Regions from separate parts of the Homo sapiens genome. Here regions 2 and 3 are each linked to region 1. A link is a contact called in ENCODE Hi-C or POLR2A ChIA-PET data. All regions are on one chromosome and are shown on one strand. Each heading gives the region's core, a stretch centred on a gene start or an enhancer-like site at or near the end of the contact. The rest is flanking DNA. Distances are from core to core; before and after follow the strand shown. Region 1 holds the start of EIF4G2 (eukaryotic translation initiation factor 4 gamma 2). Region 2 holds the start of CYP2R1 (cytochrome P450 family 2 subfamily R member 1). Region 3 holds the start of ILK (integrin linked kinase).

Region 1 (2,700 bases), core at 88-2,587:
AGAGCCACACCACAGCCTTCTATTACATTTAAATGTCGTAGGAAAAACTGCAATTTTCCGGAAAATTGTATTAAGGACCAGGTGCTCTAATACCAAGAGCTGTTTTGACACATCAAAGGTTAAGTTTGGGTCTTTGAAAATCCTGCCTCTTACTGAACACTTTAAAAGTCATTCATGTTAAAACACACACATTCTTGCCTTTGACTATACACTGTAAAAGTACTACATGTTAAAATGGAGATGGGGACATTTTTGTTGTTTAAGTTTATGGAAGTATGACTCCATTTTAGTATAGCTACAATGTCGCAAACGATGGAATAAGGTACTCATCAATACATTACCTGGTAAGTATAAATAGTTCAACTTGCCGGCTTTGAAAAGCTTAATCCTATTTCTTATGGTGAACCTTAAATAAAATGAAAATACACAACTGACAATGTTTAACGTGCACTTAAACAAACAAAAAACAAAAAAAAACAGGAGCTAGCAATTCGAAATCCTCCAAACACCCGCGGAAGTCTGACACACAGGGTGTTTTCCTCGGTGACCGCCAGCCGGACATTCCTATGGGAAAAGCAGCTTCTTCTGTGCGGTTCGAAGAAAATCAACCCCTTCCTTTCATCACTTTCTCATTCACTCTGCAGGGGGTGGGCCAATAAGGAGCTGAATGAAGCTCCCCTTTGGCATCCGGGCGCACGTCTCGCCTCCTCCCCACTACTTTCTGGGTTCCCTAAGGCTGCCGAAGCCGAGGACCTGGAGCCGGGTAGTGTCCCGGCGCTGCGCCCGGGGGCTCCAGGCCTCAACCCGAAGGGCTCAGCCCCGGGAGAGGCCAGGCACGCGAGGGCAGCCACAGCTCCAAGGGGCGCCAAGAAAAGCAATGCTCACTCGCCACGCACAGGGTTCGGGGGAGGTAAGGGTGCGTTTTCTTCCCATATTCCCGGTGAGAAAACGAGGTCGAGGGAAAAGGGGATGATACAACTGGAGCATGGCATATGGACTCAGTGAACAAAGGGACTGGAGCAAGAAGCAGCAGCCACGCCAACGCAGACTCAAAAGGGCTCTCCGGCTTTACGCACGCAACCCTCATCTCGACAGCGCTCGGCGCCCCTTACGCCACTGGCTCAGCCTCAGAGACTTCGCGAATATGGCTTTGCGCACTGCGGCGGGGCTGCGCCGCAACCGAGCTCAGCCCTGTGGCTCCTCCTCGCTGCCCTGCGCGGATTGGTGGCAGACGGCAACCGGGCCGCTGATTGGGCGGCGAAGGAGCCATTCGGGGAGACTCTGGTGGGTTCGGCTGCCCCAAGAGTGATAAGTTCGGCTTCAGACACGCCTTAGCGCCAGCAGTGAGTCGGAGCTCTATGGAGGTGGCAGCGGGTACCGAGTGGCGGCTGCAGCAGCGACTCCTCTGAGCTGAGTTTGAGGCCGTCCCCGACTCCTTCCTCCCCCTTCCCTCCCCCTTTTTTTTGTTTTCCGTTCCCCTTTCCCCTCCCTTCCCTATCCCCGACGACCGGATCCTGAGGAGGCAGCTGCGGTGGCAGCTGCTGAGTTCTCGGTGAAGGTGAGTTGAGCCGCTGCCGCCGCCGAGTGGAGCGCTCTAAAATGGCCGCCGTCCCTGGTCGCTTCTTCTCGAGTGGTACAAAATGGCGGCCGCAGGCGGAGCCGGGTGGGGCGACCCTTTTTTAGCATTTCCTCTGCGCTTCAGATACCTGGAAAGTCTTGGCTTTTGTTCTCTCTTCCTGTTGCTGACGGAGTAGAAGGAAAACGTCAGTGTTGGCCAGGCCGCCGTGCGGTCATGGCCGGATGGCCGACGCCTGCAGGGACGAGGCCGTGGCGGACCGAGGCACGGCTGTGCTCGGACGGCGAGGGAGCGTGGCTCGGACCGCTAGCGCCGTGGCGGGAGGCACGCGGGCCGGCAGGGAAGGCCAGGCCGTTGGCGCGGGACCAGGGAACCGCAGGCGTCCCGGAGCCTGGCCTCCCGGCGGGGAGGTGTGTAGGACCTGGAGTCGGCAGGGGCTGCCCTTCGTCGGGGAGGAAAGAGAGAGTGATGATTTCTGCCCCTTTTGTCAGCAGAGGAGGCCGTGGCGAGGCGGTTGTCAGTCCCGGGGGGATTTATGGTGCAGGAGGGGGCCCGCTTGGAGGCGGCGGGTGGGCAGGAGGCCGCCTTCCTGCTTGGAGAACAAAGAGCTGGGCGCCGGGCTGGCGGGGGTGGCCTCAGCTGCTCCTCCCCGTCGAGCGACCCGGGCCTCGCGGGGAGGTTGTCGGAAGCACTTCCCTAACTTGCGCCTGGGTGGGAGGAATGCTCCGCTCTTTTGTTCCCAGGAAGGGAAAAACGGGGCGGAGGTTCCTGCTGCCATGTTGTGGCCCTGGTCTTCCGCCTGCAAGTGCTAGTCCTGTACACCCGGCCCCCTCTCGCGCGTCTTTCCACGAGCTCTCCACGGGGAGGAGGCGAAAGGGTGGACAGGGGAAAACTGCTGAAGAGCTTTCGGAGAGACCTCATCTAGTCGCTGGCCTCGTCAAGGCAGTAAAAATTCCTAGGGCAGACATTTTCCACGTGATGTTGCTCGTGTCTGTAGTTAGACTTTTCTATTGATCTCAGTGCTCAGTTTTAAAGATAGTAGAATGTGGCTTTTTCAAAAGATTCGTTCTGAGCCGTTTAAAATGCTCTTGTGTTCTACGAAGTCTCTTTGCATCCTTGAACAC
Region 2 (2,700 bases), core at 103-2,602, 4.1 Mb before region 1:
AGACAAGGAAATAGAATCTCTCCTACAGTCTCTAGAAAGAATGAAGCCCCACTAACACCTCTCTGTCAGCCCTGGAAGACTCATTTTGGACTTCTCACCTCAAGAATTGTAAGAAAATAAATTTGTGTGGTTTTAAGCCATCAGATTGGTGGTAATTTATTACAACAGTAGTAGGAAACAAATACACTTCTTTAGCAGTTGATCTCAGCTCCAATGTCATCTTCCTAATAAGACTTTCCTTGACAGCCCTTGCCTGCTAAAGTATCTCCCCAACCACCAGGCGTTTTCTATAACGCACTTTTTGTTTGCTTCTGATTATTGAAAATTATTGTATTTCCATGTCATTGCTCTTCCCTCTCATAAGAATGTAAGTTATAGAAAGGACTTTGTTGCTCTTATTCACCTATGTATCTCCATTGCTTAGGACATGGGAACATAGTAGACATTCAATAAATATTTGTTGTGTGAATGAGTCGTAAGCTAATGAGGACCATAAAACTCATGCCACTGCTAAATCACAATTAGAGGGCAGCTGTTAGAAGAGTCCCAAACCCAGTAAGTCCTGTATTGCAAGGAACTGCCCAATAGAAAACAGGAATAAAAACAATTAGCAAGAATAATATGAAATCAGTTGCTTAATTCCAGGCAGTGGAGGCAGAAATCTTGAATAGTAAATACTCTCCGTGAACAAGTGCAGACAAGAGTCCCGTGATTGCCAATAAGTAATCAGTTTGGAAAGACCAGAGAGGGGTCAAATATAGGTAAACTGAGTTAATCACATAAACTGCTCAATCATCACAATTATTAAAAGATCACACACAAAAATACATTAACAGGAGAAAAATAGTAAAACAGGACAAAACAGTAAAATTACTTTCTTTTACTACTGATGGGTCAATTTTCTACTGGAAATTCTGAAAAGTATCAGGTTCAGCTAAAGACTGCAGTGTTGATCATCTCTCCAGTTTTCCTAGTGTGAAATGAAATAAGCAGACCTGGTACTTAAAAAGACACTTTAAGAAAGGTCTGGCCCCAGAGAGGCAGGATCCGCCTAGCCCAGTGAGTGAGGCCGTCCTGACACCTCGTCAATGCCCTTGTGTCAACATTCTAGAAAACGGACTCCTGGCTCATTGCTCCGCCTAGAGCCGCGCCACCTCCAAAGGGTAGCACCGGCCACCCGCTCCGCAAAGTCCACTCTCAGCCGCGCAAAACTAGAAGGTAGTTGTCCCGAAGGGGCCTGAGCGCTCACTCAGTCAGCCAATGGCCACGGAGCTAGGGCGGGACCTGAGGGTATCCTGCCAATGGGAGTATGGCAGGGCTGGAGGGAGTGCCTGGGTCTCAGGGCTGCTGTGGAGTTCGCACCTCCAGCTCGGGCCGATGTGGAAGCTTTGGAGAGCTGAAGAGGGCGCGGCGGCGCTCGGCGGCGCGCTCTTCCTGCTGCTCTTCGCGCTAGGGGTCCGCCAGCTGCTGAAGCAGAGGCGGCCGATGGGCTTCCCCCCGGGGCCGCCGGGGCTGCCATTTATCGGCAACATCTATTCCCTGGCAGCCTCATCCGAGCTTCCCCATGTCTACATGAGAAAGCAGAGCCAGGTGTACGGAGAGGTACAGCCCCGACGGGCCCCGGGCAGGGAGGGCCGCCAGGCTGGCCCGGGCTGGCCAGGGCCTTCCTGGTTGGACTTATGGCCGCCCCTGGGCCGACTAGTCGGGACCTCTCCGTGTGCCGGCTGCCCTTTGAGGGACACCCGCTTCCCGGGTCTGGAAGGGAGAAGTCCTCGACGCCGTGCCCCCTTGCAGGGGGAGCCCCGCCCCTGCCGGTGACCCACTCCGGGCCGAGGCTCCGAGGCGATCCAGTCCTGATTTTCCCGCTACCGCTCGAGCTCTTGCTCCTGCGCCTGCGCCGTTTGGCTCGCCAGCCGCGCCGCCACTTCAGGTCCAGGGTGGACGCATGCCCTCAGGTGCGGGCGTCTTGCGAGTCGGCCTCGCAGCTCTGTGGAAGCTGCACGCGGCTTGTCGGAAAATCAAGGCGTTCTGAGTTCTAGATGGTTAATAGCAGGTTCTTCGGTGTCTGCAGTCGACGAACGACTGGTGTAGGCGTTTGCTGTGAGAATGGAGAATGCAGGGGAACGCCCCTGACTGAGAAGCGGGCCCTGGGAAACGATTGTGAACGCGTGAATGAATTGATGACTAAAATCCGCTGCGGGGGTCCTACAGCGCAGATGGTAATGCCGTTCTGACTGGCTGGGAACGGCACCTTAGCAGATACTTAAAAGGCGCCTTCTGTGTGCCACTGTCACTGCCAACTTGGTGACTCATTTAAAACTCATAACCAGCCGGTGAGGTCGGTACTTCGCTCCTCCTCATTCTGCGGAGGGGAAAGCAGCACGGAAATGCCCTGTGACTGGCAGCGGAAAAGGCGACCACCGCTTGTGTGTGGGTGTCCCGACGTCCGGAGGGGGCAGGAGTTTCCACGGGTCCTGGGACAGAGCTCACCTGTTTTGTTTTGAATTACACTTATTTATATGCAACTACAGGCCTGACGCTAGCGGTGAAGAAGGCAGATACAGCCTTTTAAGGAGTTGGCAGATGAGTGGGAGAGAGAAAACTAATCTCATTATCGGCCACAGGCTGTGGTCAGTGTTTTGAAGGAAAAGTACAGGGATGTTTGGCAACTGTGGTATTTCAGGTTTGACCTTAAATCCT
Region 3 (2,700 bases), core at 99-2,598, 4.2 Mb after region 1:
TAACATGTCCAAAATAAAATGCCTCATCCTCCAGTTTTCTCCATCTCAGTAAAAACAACCAAGTTCCCAAGCCAGAACCCTGGTCCTCATCTTTGCCCTTACTCACTCCCCACACCAAGTTCCACAATTCTTCGTCCTAAAGACTTCTGGAATTTGATCACTTCTCTTTTTCACTCACCCTAATTCTAGTCCAAGACATCATTACTTCTACGATGAACTAGGCAATTGCCTCCTTTCCACCTGCTCTTCACAAAGCATCCAAGACGATACTGAAAAATGGACAATCTCATTATGTCACTATACAGCTTTAAAACCTTGCTTTTAAAATAAAGACCTTCTTATAGCCTAAATATGCTTGCATGATCTGGCTGATCCTTGGAGACCTCTACAGTCTTATGTCCTGTTCTTTTCCTCTTGTACCCAATGCTCCGACCCACAGAGATCATCTATCCTCCAGCCATATGGAACTCCAGACAATTTCCTGTTCTCTCTGCTCTGTGCCTTGCCCCCTAGCCTTTGGCCATGCAGTCTACTGAGGCTGGAAAGCTCTCTGTAGCCTCTGCCTGTGAAACTCTTATTCTGCAGTCAAGATTCAGCTCAAACTGCGTCCTCTGTGAAAACCCTCTGCCCCCCACAGGCTATGCTTAGCACTCATTACACTGGCTAGCAAAGGCAGCCGCCACCACCAGACATGAGCACTCCACTCCACGTAGCCAGGAGATCTCTAGCCTTCCTCTCATCCACCAACCGTTTCAGCTCACCCCTGGTTGAGGTCGTTCTCCGTGTTGTCCAGCCACAGGCGAACGGCGACTGCGTTGCCCTCCCGGCACTGAGTGAAAATGTCGTCCATAGCAGCGTCCCGGCGCCGAGTCCCCTGGATTGGGGAAGCCTGAGGACTGTGGAGTGATCCAGGGAAGGAGGATGAACCCCAAGCTTTATCCTCTACAGGAGAGAAGTGTTTGTGTTGGGGGTAGGGGGCCTGAGCTGCGTCCCCGGCTAGTGGGGGTCTGTGAAGGAGTTCGGGGCTGCGGGATGATCCCTGGCTGTGTCCTCTAGACGCGAGGTAAAGGCGGGTCAGGGTGGGCAGGGGGTGACGAAGAGGTAGTGTCTGCTGAACGGATGTCCGAGAGCAGGCAACTAGACCCTATCCGCGAACAGAGTTGGGGGAAGTGGGGAGGTTCAGGCTCCGTATACTCTGGGAGAGGGGACCGGGGGTCCTCCCCAGGGTTGGCTCCGTTCCTTACTTGGGACTCAGGAGAAGTGAGGGGTGACAGGGGGCGCGGGTCCTCTCGCACTCACCGGGACTCGGGCTGCAGGATCCTTCTCCGGGGAACTCCCGTCCGGCCGCGCCCGCAGCCCGCCGCCGGCCCCGCCCCGCCCGTGGCGCTCTTGGGCAGCGCGGGCCTCCGTCCCTCCCCTCCCACCGCCTCCCTGCCCTTCTAGCCGCGCCTGGCTAAACTCGATGGTTCGCTGCGCCGCGCCGGCCGCTCTAGCAACCCCTGGCTGTCACGCTTTGGTTTCCGGGTCGGTTCTGGCAGGTCTGAGCGCTCCGACTTCCAGAGGAGCGCTGTGCACGTGGAGAAGAGCGGGGACTCGGCGACCCTGCCCTCCCGACCCTCATGTTCGAAGAGCCTGAGTGGGCCGAGGCGGCCCCAGTAGCCGCGGGCCTTGGGCCCGTAATCTCACGACCTCCGCCTGCGGCCTCCTCGCAAAACAAGGTGAGTGACTCGCGGGAGCAATGGGAGCTGTTTCAGGCCGCGAAGCGGACATTGGTGGATCCCAGCGCTGTGTGTATTGCGGGGAGGGACACCTGTGGCACCGTTAAGGGCGAGTCCTGATCTGAAGATCCGAGAACTTCCAAAAGAAACTGACGTTGGGTCAGAGAGAGTTGTTGAGTAGAAGTTGGTGAAGCGAAGAGGGTTCTTCAGACAGGAAAAAGTACGTACAAGGGCCCTGGGACAAGAGAGCATGTTCTGTCAGAGTCACAAACACAAGTGGTCCTTGTGGTTGAAATACATAGTAAATGAAAGGGGCATATATGCTGTTCAAGTTCAAGAGGTAGAAGTTTTGCGTATATTGAGAATAGAAGCCAATGAAAGGTTTTAAGCAATGGAATTATTTCTTCAGATTTGTATTTTGAAAGGGTCGTCGGTTACAGTGTGGAGGATGGATTGGAGACAGTAAGAGTTGTCAGTATCATTGTTCAAAGGAGGGTGTGGGAAACTTAGAATCAGGGTAAGTGCCTGGCCTAGGATTACCTGGTAGGACTGCAACACAGAATCAGCCTTCCCGACAATACATCTTCTCCTTTGAGCCTCTGCAGATGTGAGGGCCCTGCTTCCTCAGGCTTTTCTTACCCTTCAGTCTGCCTCCAACATGGAATCGGCCTGCTTTGTTTCCTCCTTTTTCATCCCCTAGCCCCATTACCATTGTCCAAGCCGCTGGCCTCTCTGTCTGCAATTTCTCCCCTTCAGTTTGTTTTCTACACTGCAGCTAGAGACATGTTAAATATTTAATATACGTGTGTGATCATGTGTCTCCTGTGTTCAGAAGCCTCCTTACCTCTTACAGAAATGTATCAGCTCTAGGCAAAAGCTCAAGGTGAAGGGTTGGAATTCCTGGTCTCTGGCCTTGGTCTTGTTGCTTGTGGCCTTTGCATTTTCCTTTGGGGAAACCTCCATTAGCTCATTTACACATTGA

Evidence for each region. A loop is a pair of places that touch in the nucleus more often than their neighbours do. ChIA-PET counts read pairs that join two places held with the same protein, here RNA polymerase II (POLR2A). Pooled maps may share reads with other maps.
Region 2: a pooled map shows a loop between it and region 1 (6-fold over the local background). The contact joins the promoter of CYP2R1 here to the promoter of EIF4G2 in region 1. A Hi-C loop is called at or near these places in 6 of 50 pooled maps. POLR2A ChIA-PET finds 5 or more read pairs at or near these places in 2 of 52 experiments (T-cell and activated CD4-positive, alpha-beta T cell).
Region 3: a pooled map shows a loop between it and region 1 (4-fold over the local background). The contact joins the promoter of ILK here to the promoter of EIF4G2 in region 1. A Hi-C loop is called at or near these places in 7 of 50 pooled maps.

Annotation. Positions count from the first base shown.
Region 1 is chr11:10,807,563-10,810,262 of GRCh38, reverse strand. It overlaps EIF4G2 (eukaryotic translation initiation factor 4 gamma 2), which reads left to right and starts at 1,337. Exons shown (of 22, transcript NM_001418.4): 1 at 1,337-1,558. LOC101928053 (a long non-coding RNA gene) reads right to left here and starts at 966. Exons shown (of 3, transcript NR_120540.1): 1 at 897-966; 2 at 342-406. RefSeq lists enhancers at 253-859, 935-984, 1,495-1,754, 2,485-2,564 and a silencer at 1,165-1,214.
Region 2 is chr11:14,890,883-14,893,582 of GRCh38, reverse strand. CYP2R1 (cytochrome P450 family 2 subfamily R member 1) reads left to right here and starts at 1,352. Exons shown (of 5, transcript NM_024514.5): 1 at 1,352-1,602. The coding sequence starts at 1,378. It also overlaps a transcript of PDE3B not described here. RefSeq lists a silencer at 1,605-1,844.
Region 3 is chr11:6,602,422-6,605,121 of GRCh38, reverse strand. ILK (integrin linked kinase) reads right to left here and starts at 1,348. Exons shown (of 13, transcript NM_004517.4): 1 at 1,300-1,348; 2 at 762-942. The coding sequence starts at 850. It overlaps RRP8 (ribosomal RNA processing 8), which reads left to right and starts at 1,506. Exons shown (of 7, transcript NM_015324.4): 1 at 1,506-1,718. The coding sequence starts at 1,620. RefSeq lists enhancers at 327-486, 717-956, 1,547-1,736, 1,732-2,273 and a silencer at 1,267-1,476.